2 separate regions of the Homo sapiens genome follow, and region 1 is linked to region 2. A link is a loop called in an ENCODE intact Hi-C map of the cell type or tissue named here. Cell type or tissue: IMR-90. All regions are shown on one strand. Each heading gives the region's core, and the rest is flanking DNA. Links, peaks and the distances in the headings are about the cores only. Region 1 overlaps PTAFR (platelet activating factor receptor). Region 2 has its middle 8.4 kb from the start of EYA3.

Region 1 (6,418 bases), core at 1,069-5,068, 64 kb before region 2:
TTCCAGCAGGGATGAGGGCCGAATGCTGCACAGGGAAAAGGGTACCAGATCCAGACAGCAGAATTCTTCTGTCTCATGAATATTTATGGCCTCTCTACCCCACCCCCAGCTGAAGGCTGTGCCTGGGCCAGCTGCCCAGCCTCGATCCATCAGGGAACTGTGCCCATGTGTTAAACTGAGTGGTCTGAGCCTCTTCTTTTCTTTCCAAATGTTCATCCTCTTCCTGAGCTGTTGAAAGCTTTGTTGCCATTAGCTGGAGGCTCTATCTGGAGCTGGCAGGAAAGCCAGTGTGTAGGTCAAAGCCCCTAGGTCAATGTTGGCCCACAGTCCCCTCCCCTGGCTCCAAGCAGCTGGGCCAGTGGGGAGAGGGAGGCTTGGTCATTTGTGGCTCAGGTCCTGTTCCAGCCACTTTGCATACTTATCTTTGAAACCATTGTTAGGATTGTAAGATTTTGCAAATGAAGACATTGAAGGTTAGAGAGGCGAGGTCACTTGCCCCAGGTCATACAGCAAGTAAATGGTAAGCCAGGTATGAACCTGTAGACCTTTCTGACTCCAGAGACCTTGTTCTCCCTAACCCACTCCACCCCAGTACAGCTCCCCTGGGGAGACTGTGCACACTTCCTTTGTGCCGGGGATTTCGGAGCCATCATCAGGGCATGGCCACTCATCCATTCATTCCTCGGTGCCCGACACTGGGATTGAAGAGATGAAAAAGATCTAGTCCCTGCCCTCAGGAAGTGCCCAGTCTGACAAGGAAACAGCCACAGAAATTAATACTTAAAACATACTGTATCAGGTGCTAGACTGAGGAATGCGCCCAGTGCATAGGGACCCAGAGAAGAAGGCAACTCATTTTGCCTGTGGCGATCAGGGAAGGCATCCCAGAGGAAGTGCTTTTTCAGATTAGGTCTTAAGATGAGTAAGATTTTTCTAGGTAAAGCAATAGGCAAAAGCAGGCTGCTGGAAAGGCAAAGAGATTTGAGGAAAAATGGAGTTTTTAGGGAAGCAGCGAGAAATTCAGTGCAGCAAGAGTAGAAAATGAGTAGCGGGGAATGGTGGAAAATAAGATGGGAAAGGAGCTTAGACTTGATCCTGGGCCAGGGGAGCCACGGAAGATGTTAGCCCAGGCAAGTGTGTGGCTGGCAGTTGTTGGGGTACAACATGTCTCAGATTTCGGTGCGTGCACGAATCGCCTGGGAATCTTATTAACATATGGAGTCTTTTTTTTTTTTTTTTTTTTTTTGGAGACAAAGTCTCGCTCTGTCGCCCAGGCTGGAGTGCAGTGGTGTGATCTTGGCTCACTGCAACCTCTGTCTCCTGGGTTCAAGCAATTATTCTCCTGCCTCAGCCTCCAGAGTAGCTGGGATTACAGGCACCCACCACCATGCCTGGCTAATTTTTGTAGTTTTATTAGAGAGGGGGTTTCATTATGTTGGTCAGGCTGGTCTCGAACTCCTGACCTCAAGTGATCCACCTGCCTCAGCCTCCCAAACTGCTGGGATGACAGGCGTGAGCCACCATGCCCGGCCAACATACAGATTCTGATACAGGAGATCTGGGGTGGGACCCAAGATTCTGCATTTCTAACAAGCTTGCAGGTGGTGCCAATGCTGCTCGTCCAAGGACCACAGTTTGAGTCCTGAGTTTGTAGAGGGCTCACTCTGCCTTGTGTGGCAGCTGCTCTGTCTGGGGAGTAGGCAATCCTGTCGGTTGCTGGGTGTTTGTTCACCTGACAAATGTTTACCAAACTTTTGCCCCAGCCAAGCTCCCTGAGTACAGGGGACGGGGAGAGGAATTGAAAATGCCACTTTCTGGTCCATGCCACCACCATCTCTGACCTCCAAAATGCTCTTGCTGTTTCCACGCTTGCTCCCTACCATCTATTCTCTACCTGACAGCTAGAGCGAGTCCGATCATGTTACTTGCCTGCTTAGCGACACTGAAGCAGCTCTCCGAGGCTCACAGAATAAAATCCCAACTCCTTACCATGGCTCAGGAGTGATCTGCAGCCAGGTGTCCTCTGATCACATCCCACTCTTCCCATTTCTCACTCCCCTAGGGCCACACCAACCTTTCAGTTTCTTGTTCCTACTTCAGAACATGATGAAATTATTCCCATTACAGGCCCTTTGCACATGATACTCTCTGGCTGGAATAATCCAGATCGTCCTCTTACTTGTTCCTTTTTTCTTTTTTAGAGTTCAGCCAGGGGTAGACACAGATTTTATAGGTTACTAAAGCTTATACAATTTGAAGGGCCCCCCTTTGAAGATACCAAATTACAAATATACAATTAGATACAGGGCCTAGGAGAGGGCCTTAAAGCTTAAGCTTCATTGACTTCATGGTAAAGCTGTCTGTGGTTTTGTTTGTATGTCACCTCCTCCAAGAAGCCTTTCCTGGTCATTCTACTTAAAACAGCCACCAGCTGGGTGCAGTGGCTCATGCCTGTAATCCTAGCACTTTGGGAGACTAAATCAGGCAGATCACTTGAGCTCAGGAGTTCAAGACCAACCTGGGCAACATAGTGAGACCTTGTCTCTATTTATTAAAAAATAAAAATAAAAAAAAAGCCATCTACCCTATCTTCATGTTACTATTTTTATTTCCTTCATTAAATTCATCACAATTTGAAATTATCTTATTTGTTGCTCCACTTATTTTTGACTGTTTCCCCCAACTAGAATGTAAGCTCCTCGAGAGCAGGAACTTTGTTTTGTTTCTGCAGTCTCCCCAACATAGTGCCCAACACCCAGAAGGATGTCAATAACTGTGAGGTGAATGCATGGACATTGTCTCTGCCTCTGGTTGGCAGAGAGGTCACATAGAGGCAATTTCAGTGGGATAAAGAGCTATGAGCTACGGAAGTCCAAAGAATGGGCACTTAACCAGACCGCGGGTGGAGCTGGGTGTGCAGGAGGCCAGGAGTCTTAGAAAGAGCTACTTGGAGGAAATGAGGTCTGAGCAATCTTAAAGAATGTTCTAGTAAACATCCAGACAATGACAAGGAAGGGAGGATTTCTTGGCAGAGGAAACAGCATGAATAAAGTAATGAAAGTGCAAGCTCTCAGGCCCAGAGGAGAATCAGCTGGTTACATTTTGGGTGATTTCAAGGGTTCTACTCATGCAAAGATACAGTGATAGGCACCAAGTTTGGGTTGGGGCCAAGGGAGTGGGAGTCACATGGGGGCCAGGAGCCTGGGATTGAACAGAAGGCAGCAGAAGTAGGAAGAGCCAGGATGACGGGTACTGGTGGCACCAACGGGTTTGAGTCAAGCAGGGACTCCACCAGCACTCCCCTTACTGATTCTGGTCCTGTATCTGGAAGGAGGAGGCCTACTCTTGCTGGGGCTCCTGTGGGGCCTGTGTGGACTGGGGAGGCTCTGAAGTCAGATAGACCCAAGTATACAATCTCCTAGGTTGGGTTCCTGGGAAGCCAACTTTGAAATAGAGATTAGCATGCAGGCACAATTTTCCTGGAATATTTTATTCTCGTGTGTGTGTGGGGGGTGGCGGGGGGAGGCAAGGTGGGGATGGGTGTAGAGATGAGGTCTTGCTATGTTGCCCAGGCTGGTCTTGAATTCCTGACCCATCCTCCTTCCTCAGTTTCCCCAAAGTGCTGGTATTACAGGCATGAGCCACCACACCTGGTCTTCCTGGAATTTTTTTTTTTTTTTTGAGATGAAGCCTTGCTGTGTTGCCCAGGTTGGAGTGCACATCTAATAGCTAAGGAATTTAACAATACAACCACCATATCATTATCCTACCTAAATAAATAAACATTTTTTTAATACCATCTGTGTTTGAGTTTTCCCAAATGTCTTTTTTTTTTTTTTAATTCTTTTTTGTGTGTGTGTGACAGGGTCTTGAGGCTCTGTTGCCCAGGCTGGAGTGCAGTGGCATAATCACAGCTCACTGCAGCCTTGAACTCCTGGGCTCAAGCAATCCTCCTGCCTCAGCTTCCTGAGTAACTGGGACTAGAGGTGTGCACCACCACACCCAGCTAACTTTTAAAAATTTTTAGGAGTGATGAGGTCTTGCTATATTGCCCAGGCTGATCTCAAACTCCTGAGCTCAAGCAATTGTTCCGCCTTGGCCTCCCCAAAGTGCTGAGACCAGGCATGAGCACCACAGCCAGCCCAATTGTCTGGAAAATATTTTTTACAGTTGGTTTATTTGAATCAGGATCCAAACAAGGTCCACACACAGCATTTTGTTGCTCAATCAAACTTCTTTTTTTTTTTTTGAGACGGAGTTTCGTTCTCGTTGCTCAGGCTGGAGTGCAGTGGTGCTATCTCGGCTCACTGCAACCTCTACCTCCTGGGTTCAAGCGATTCTCCTGCCTCAGCCTCCCCAGTAGTTGAGATTATAGGCGTCTGGCTAATTTTTGTATTTTTATTAGAGATGGGATTTCACCATATTGGCCAGGCTGGTCTGGAACTCCTGACCTCGAGTGATCGTCCTGCCTCGGCCTCCCAAAGTGCTGGGATTACAGGAGTGAGCCACTGTGCCTGGCTCAATCGAACTTCTTGAGTGAGGATTTGACATTCCCCTTTCTCTCCTATCACTCACCCCTCAACCCATGCCTGGGCAACTGCTCTCCCTGTGATCACATGATCTGATCACATGAGATTGATTTCCATGTTTCCACATCCAGTGTTTGCTTTTCTGTCTGCATTGTCATTCATCTCCCTGTGGCTTTTCACACTGTTGCCCATGTCTTCCCAAGCTCTTGAAACTTTCTTCCCTTAGGCCTCAAGCATGGAACCCTCCTTGTCTCTGACTGTCCTGTCTCTGCCTCCATAGGTCTGTCCTCCTCTGACTTCTTCCTTGATGTTGGGCTCTTCAGGGTTTAACCCTGGTCCTTTTGGGTGTTTCACAGGCATCCCAGATGGGATATGTCCTCATATGAATTCATCCTCCCTGCCCTCATGCTGTTCCTCCTCAGTGTCTTCTCCATGAAGACAGACACCACCATGTCCTCAATCATCTGGCCCAGACACCTGGCAGTTCTCTTTGTTTCCTCCTTTTCTCTCAACCAATATCCCATCCGTTACCAAATTCTGTCCATCTGATTTCCCAAATAACTCTCACAACCATCCATTTCCCTCCATCGGCTCTGCCCTGGTGCAGTCCTCTTGAGGCCCTCCAGACGACTGCACGTGTCTCTTTGCTGTCTCCCTGACTCTGGTCTGATCACCTCCAGTTCATTCTGTGCACAGTGGTCAAAGCCATCTTCCCCAAATCCAGACCCAGTCTTGTCCCTTCCAAGCTCAAGATCCTTCAATAACTCCCATTGTCTGCAGAATAAAGTCCAGACTCCTTAGACTAACCTCTAGGACCCATCTTGAGTTGACTGATGATTTTTTTTTTTTAAGATGGAGTCTGGCTCTGTTGCCCAGGCTGGAGTGCAGTGGCATGATCTTAGCTCACTGCAACCTCCACCTACTGGGTTCAAGCGATTCTCCTGCCTCAGCCTCCCAAGTAGCTGGAATTACAGATGCGTGCCACCACACCCGGCTAATTTTTGTATTTTTAGTAGAGACAGGGTTTCACCATGTTGGTCAGGCTGGTCTCAAACTCCTGACCTGATGATCCACCCGCTTCGGCCTCCCGAAGTGCTGGGATTACAGGCGTGAGCCACCGCGCCTGGCCCTGTTGCTTATTTTTAAAGCCCTGTCTCTTCTCAACTCCTTAAAGTTTTGGCCAAACCAAATGTCTCACGTTCCTTTAGAATGAAGTACGCCTTTGCCTATTCTTCCAGGCCTCTGTCCCGCAGTCCCCTGTGCCTGTTATTCCTCTCTCCTCGCACTATCAAATTAACTCCTTCAGCATAGGCAGGAGGTCTCTCCTCACCCTCAAGTCTGGGTAGGGGCAGCTTCTCTGAAACCGCGTTACACCTGATACATCCATCATCATAGCACCGCCCGCTTATCTATTTCTGAATCTCTCTCTTGCAAAATGGCCTGTGAGCTGCTCAAGGGCTGGGTCTGTTCTCTGAGGCCTCAGGGCACTGCTCAGCTCCGGGAGCTGTGAGTGCTTGTCCAACGAATGCATGAATGAGCAACTGAATGAGTGAATTGGGCTAGTCTGTGTGTGTGTTCTGTTCACATGGTGAGAAGGTTTTTTTAAAAACTCAAAATTGCCAGGCGTGGTGGCTAATGCCTGTAATCCCAGCACTTTGGGAGGCCGAGGCGGGCAGATCACAAGGTCAGGAGATCAAGACCATCCTGGCTAACATGGTGAAACCCCATCTCTACCAAAAATACAAAAAAAATTAGCCGGGCGTCGTGGCAGGCGCCTGTAGTCCCAGCCACTCGGGAGGCTGAGGCAGGAGAATGGCGTGAACCCAGGAGGCGGAGCTTGCAGTGAGCTGAGATCGCGCCACTGCACTCCAGCCTGGGTGACAGAGGGA
Region 2 (6,418 bases), core at 841-4,840:
GAGTGCAATGGTGTGATCTTGGCTCACTGCAACCTCTGCTTCCTGGGTTCAAGCAATTCACCTGCCTCAGCCTCCTGAGTAGCTGAGATTACAGGCATGCGCCACCATGGCTGGTTGGTTTTTGTATTTTTAGTAGAGATTGGGTTTCACCATGTTGGCCAGGTGGGTCTTGAACTCCTGACCTCAGGTGATTCACCCACCTCAGCCTCCCAAAGTGCTGGGATAACAGGTGTGAACCACCATGCCTGGCCAACAGTTTATGTTTTAACTTTAAATCTAATTATAGAGTACAAATACACAGATAATGGCATTCTTGGGGGAAGGTATAACCATAATTTTTTTTTTTTGAGATGGAGTCTCGCTCTGTTGCCCAGGCTGGAGTGCAGTGGCACGATCCTGCTCACTGCAACCTCCGCCTCCTGGGTTCAAGTGATTCTTTTGCCTCAGCCTCCCAAGTAGAGTAGCTGGGACTACAGGCGTGTGCCACAATGCCTGGCTAGGTTTTGTAATTTTAGTAGAGACAGGGTTTCACCATGTTGGCCAGGCTGGTCTCAAACTCCTGACCTCAAGTGATCCACCCACCTTGGCCTCCCAAAGTGCTGGGATTACAGGCATTAGCCATGGCACCCGGCCAGTATAGCCATGATTAAAAGCAAATATGAATCCATCATCTGGTTGGCAGGAAACTTCCAGGCAACCTAAGTTTGACACAGCTCACTCTGGAATTGGACAGGGATACAGGCCCCTGCTAACCCAACTAACTCAGCTTAGTTATGGGCAGCTGACAACTGCTCCGCACAGCAGCGGCCACCTGAACAGGAGGGGAACCAAGAGTAGGAACGGGAGGCAAGAGTGGGTCAGTCTAGTGCTCAACAGGGCAAAGGCAGGGGCAGAAACCAGGTATCCCAGATGAGTCAGCCAGAAAAGATAATCCAGCACCAGCAGGGCAAAGGGCTGGTCTGTGGGTCTTGTGTTGGCCATGAGGACAATTCACAGTTATGTGGAGTCCCAAGGCTGTGCCAAAACAGCTGTTACTGGTCATGTGCAAGAAGATACTGTCTCAAGTGTTTTAATCAAAATAGAAAGGCATCCTGGTAGGAGGGTGTTGAACATGGCATGGGTATAGCCGTGTGTGGGAATCAGGCATCCAGAAATGGCCAAAGTGGAGCCACTGCAAATAGTACAAGAATGAATATACACAATGACTTAGGTCAGCAGTTCTCAAATGTTTTGATATCAGGATCCCTTAATGCTGTTAAAAATTACTTGTGACCCTGATGGCTGGATGTGGTGGCTCACGCCTGTAATCCCAGCACTTTGGGAGGCCGAGGTGGGTGGATCACCTGAGGTCATGAGTTTGAGACCAGCCTGGCCAATACGGTGAAACCCCATCTCTACTAAAAAAAACCAAAAAACAATAAACAAAAAATTAGCTGGATGCGGTGGCATGTGCCTGTAATCCCAGCTACTCAGGAGGCTGAGGCATGAGAATTGCTTGAACCCAGGAGGCAGAGGTTGCAGTGAGCTGAGATCGCACCATTGCACTCCAGCCTGGGCAACAGAAGGAGACTCCGTCTCAAAAAAAAAAAAAAAAAAAAAAATTACTGGTGACCCCAAAGAGCTTTTGTTTATATGATTACAGCTATTTATATTTTCTCCTTTAGAGATTAAAATTGAGGAATTTTGAAAATGCAAGAATATACCAGCACACATTCCATTAGCCATTAGCAATGAATTAGCACATAGCCCCTGGAAAATTCCACCACACTTTTGAAAGAATGAGAGTGAAAAAGGCAAATAATGAGTTAGTGTCATTTTTAAAGTAGTTTTGATTTCACTTACTCCCTGTTACTGTCTTGGAGGTCTCCAGGAGGTCCCCAGACCATACTTTGAGAACTACTGGTCTAAATAATATATAGTAGGCTGGGCGCCACCTAGCACTTTGGGAGGCCGAGGCGGGCGGATCACATGAGGTCAGGAGTTCAAGACCAGCCTGGCCAAGATGGTGAAACCCCATCTCTACTAAAAATACAAAAATTAGCAGGGCATGGTGGTGCATGCCTGTAGTCCCAGGTACTCAGGAGGCTGAGGCAGGAGAATCGCTTGAACCTGGGAGGTGGAGGTTGCAGTGAACCGAGATTGCACCACTGCACTCTAGCCTGGGAAACAGAGTGGGACTGTCAAAAAAAAAAAAAAGAAAGAAGAAGAAGAAGGAGAAGGAGAAGGAGAAGAAGAAGAAGACTGGGTAAGTACTGTTTTTGCAAGCCATCATTGCTGCTAGTAACTTTCATTCATTCATTTTTTTCTTTTTTTTTTTTTTTGAAGACAGAGTCTCACTCTGTTATCCAGGCCGGAGTGCCGTGGCGCTATCTTGGCTCACTGCAACCTCCACCTCCCAGGTTCAAGTGATTCTTGTGCCTCAGCCATCCGGGTAATTAGGATTACAGGCGCTTGCCACCACGCCTGGCTAATTTTTGTATTTTTAGCAGATACAGGGTTTTGCCATGTTGCCCAGGCTGGTGTTGAACTCCTGGCCTCAAGAGATCCACCCAAAGTGCTCGGATTCCAGTTGTGAGACACTGCACCCGGCCTATTGCTGCTACTACCTTTCAAGACTCAGAGAGACTAGAAACTGAAATTCTGGGCTGGGTTTGGTGGCTCACACCTGGAATCCCAGCACTTTGGGAGGCTGAGGTGGGTGGATCACTTGAGGTCAGGAGTTTGAGACCAGCCTGGCCAACATGGTGAAACCCCATCTCTACTAAAAATATAAAAATTAGCCGGGTGTGGTGGCAGGTGCCTGTAATCCCAGTTACTTGAGAGGCTGAGGCAGGAGAATCACTTAAACCTGGGAGGTGGAGGTTGCAGTGAGCTGAGATCGTGTCATTACACTCCAGCCTGGGACACAAGAGTGAAACTCCTTCTCAAAACAAAACAAAACAAAACAAAACAAACTGATATTCTGCCTCAGAAAAACCCCATGTCTCCGGCAATGATCATATTGGCCAACAGAAACAGCCAACTGCAGGAAAATGGCTTCTTCCTCATTTCTACCTTACAAATCTTACCTAAGTATATCTAATGGACCATATCTAGTTCTCACCCAGAATCCTACGTGGATGGAAGCCTGTGAAATGCCATTTATAAACTTCCACCTCTGCAGTATGGGAAGGTTCACTAGAATGAAGTAGGAAAGAGTGTTAAGTCCCAGTTGAACACATTCAACACACATTTCTGTCTACGGGTTGATTAGAATGTGAGCTCCATGAGGGCAGGGAGTTTAGCCTGATTTATGGTGTTTTTGTTTTGTTTCATTTTTGAGACACGGTCTCACTCTGTCACCCAGGCTGGACTGTAGTGACGCAATCATAGGTCACTGCAGACTTGAACTCCTGGGGTCAAGCAATTCTTCCACCTCAGCTTCCTGAGTAGCTGAGACTACAGGCATGTGCCACCATGCCTGGCTTTTTTTTTTTCTTCTTCTTTTTTGTGGAGTTGCTTTTTTTTTTTTTCTTCTTTTTTGTGTCAGTATGTTGATCAGGCTGATCATGAATTCCTGGCCTCAAGCAATCCCTCTGCCTCAGCCTCCCAAAGTGTTGTGTACAGGTGTGAGCCACTACACGCAGCTGATTTGTTTTTTTACCATGTCCTCAGAGTCTGGAATTTTACAAAGTAGTTGCTGAGTAAACAGGTAGATACAAATCAAGATGAACTTTTCCGCAGGAGCTCTTATCATGAACATCAGACAGATAACAGTTACTCGAACAATAGTTTTGGGGAGGTAAAAAAAAAAAGTCAGATACGGAGGGAGACGCAGAGGCGGACAAGATGGCGGCGGCAGCTGTACAGGGCGAGAGAAGCGGTGGTAGCGGAGGCTGTAGTGGGGCTGGTGGTGCTTCCAACTGCGGGACAGGGAGTGGCCGTAGCGGCTTGTTGGATAAGTGGAAGATAGATGATAAGCCTGTAAAAATTGACAAGTGGGATGGATCAGCTGTGAAAAACTCTTTGGATGATTCTGCCAAAAAGGTACTTCTGGAAAAATACAAATATGTGGAGAATTTTGGTCTAATTGATGGTCGCCTCACCATCTGTACAATCTCCTGTTTCTTTGCCATAGTGGCTTTGATTTGGGATTATATGCACCCCTTTCCAGAGTCCAAACCCGTTTTGGCTTTGTGTGTCATATCCTATTTTGTGATGATGGGGATTCTGACCATTTATACCTCATATAAGGAGAAGAGCATCTTTCTCGTGGCCCACAGGAAAGATCCTACAGGAATGGATCCTGATGATATTTGGCAGCTGTCCTCCAGTCTTAAAGGGTTTGATGACAAATACACCTTGAAGCTGACCTTCATCAGTGGGAGAACAAAGCAGCAGCGGGAAGCCGAGTTCACAAAGTCCATTGCTAAGTTTTTTGACCACAGTGGGACACTGGTCATGGATGCATATGAGCCTGAAATATCCAGGCTCCATGACAGTCTTGCCATAGAAAGAAAAATAAAGTAGCCAATTCTAAAAGTAGCCCTCTTTCTCCTGGATCTTGCTGAATTAGTGGCTTGGGGGGTGGGGGAGATAAAAAGAACTTAAAATGGGTAAAGTAAGAAATGTTAAAAAGTCCCTGTTTTGTCCTGAAATTTTAGTCTATTCTGGATAAATAGGATTTTCTGACACAGATATGAGAAGTTGTAGCTCTGATGTCTAGCTGTAGTCTCCTTGATCTGCTGATTGCATTATTTTAATTTGCTTTTCTGGGAAAGCAGTTTTGCTAAAAGCTGTACAGACTTTTTCTTTTGTACCTAGCAGTACTTTATATAGTATAGCTTTGGGCCATGTAGCATTTTAAGACTCAATTTTAAAAAATTATTAATCTGTTGCTGACTCTTAATTCCTATTTCAATATGTGTTTCCTTGAAGAATTCAGGATACAACTTCTTGTGTATGACAGCTTTCCTTCACACACTATTTTTGTGGGTGTGTATATATCTGATTTGGGAAGAATTTAAAAAACACATAGCTTTTTAATTTGTTTGAAACAGACTTTCTGCCTGTTACATTTTGTGCTTTTAACCAATTAAAGAAGCCAATGGCATTTTAGTTTTATATTGTGTTTCCCACTAGTATATCCCTGTTGATTTGTTTGTGCCTTTTATTAACTGCCATTTTCTAAAATTTTTTTCAATAAAAGGAAGGAAGATGTGAAAAAAAAAAAGTCAGATACAGAGTGTAAATAAACTACACTGTAGTGAATTAAACTTGGCTGCAAATTACTACACTGTAGTGAATTAAACTTGGCTGCAAATTATTTGACATTCTTCATATTACAAAGTGGAGTCTATGTTGCCTCCCTTGAATCTAGGAGATTTCTATGACTGCTTTGACCAATAGACTAAAATGGAAGTGATGCTGTGCCTCTTTCCAGGCTGGACTTAAAAGAATGGCAGCTTCCACAACCTGTCTTTATGGATCCGTGAGCTGCCATGTGAAAAGTTCAGCTACCCTAATAGACCACGTGGAAAGGCTCTGAGACTACATGCATTGGGGCGAGCTGAACCCAGCCTTTCAGTGTCAGGCATATGTGTTGGACCCTCCAGACTAACCTGGCTGCAAGCTAGAATGCCATCAACTGACTGGTTGATACAGTATGGAACAGAGAAATCACCCAGCTGAGCCCTGCCCAAATTCCTGACTCAAAAAGTGTGAGATATAATATAGTGGTTGTTGTTTTAAGCCACTGAGTTTTGGGATAGTTCGTTATGTATTTACAGATCACCAGAGTGCATGCTTAGTGTGGTCTTGGTGAATACAAAGCTGACTGTGGTAAGGATGGAGAAAATGTCCTATTTACGTCTCATGTCGATTTCCACAGTTATAGTTTTACTCCATGGTTACAGGTTTTTTGTTTGTTTGTTTGGACAGTCTGGCTCCATCACCCAGGCTGGAGTGCAGTGGTGCATTCTCGGCTCACTGCAACCTCCGCCTCCTGGGTTCAAGCGATTCTTGTGTTTCAGCCTCCTGAGTAGCTGGGATTACAGGCGCATGCCACCATGCCCAGCTAATTTTTGTATTTTTAGTAGAGACAGGGGGTCTCACTATGTTGCCCAGGCTGGTCTCAAACTCCCAGTCTCCAGTGATCCACCCGCTTTGGCCTCCCAAAGTGTTGGGATTATAGGCGTGAGCCACTGCACCTGGCACATGGTTACGGTTTTATAGCATGCATTCCGTAAGGTGTTCCTAAAACACTCAAGTTTTGTTCAAGACACATTCTCTATAAAGCAAGCAAGAGATCTTGGATGTTGCTAAATGATATTGATTTGCTGGAAAAATATGAACAGTAGTAATGATGATATGGAAAAGATGCCTGTAGGTAAAGATACTATACTCAGGAAACTGGAAATGCTTTGCTCTGAAGGTAGCA

What was found. A loop is a pair of places that touch in the nucleus more often than their neighbours do. Peaks named below come from ENCODE experiments on the same cell type or tissue, not always from the same donor. Only the 100,000 strongest peaks of a DNase experiment are listed, where the experiment ranks them.
Region 1: a loop joins it to region 2, with 2.7 times the contacts of the local background. A loop is called at or near these places in 14 of 110 quality-filtered maps.

What each region holds. Positions count from the first base shown.
Region 1 is chr1:28,157,658-28,164,075 of GRCh38, reverse strand. All of the region lies in intron 1 of PTAFR (platelet activating factor receptor), which reads left to right. Among named protein-coding and RNA genes, the nearest start is that of PTAFR, 16 kb to the left of the region's middle. In IMR-90, for the core only: no CTCF peak of the experiment used is centred there; a DNase peak (open chromatin) is centred at 2,975; H3K27ac peaks cover 704 bases.
Region 2 is chr1:28,093,833-28,100,250 of GRCh38, reverse strand. It overlaps the pseudogene SPCS2P4. Among named protein-coding and RNA genes, the nearest start is that of EYA3, 8.4 kb to the right of the region's middle. In IMR-90, for the core only: no CTCF peak of the experiment used is centred there; no DNase peak of the experiment used is centred there; H3K27ac peaks cover 875 bases.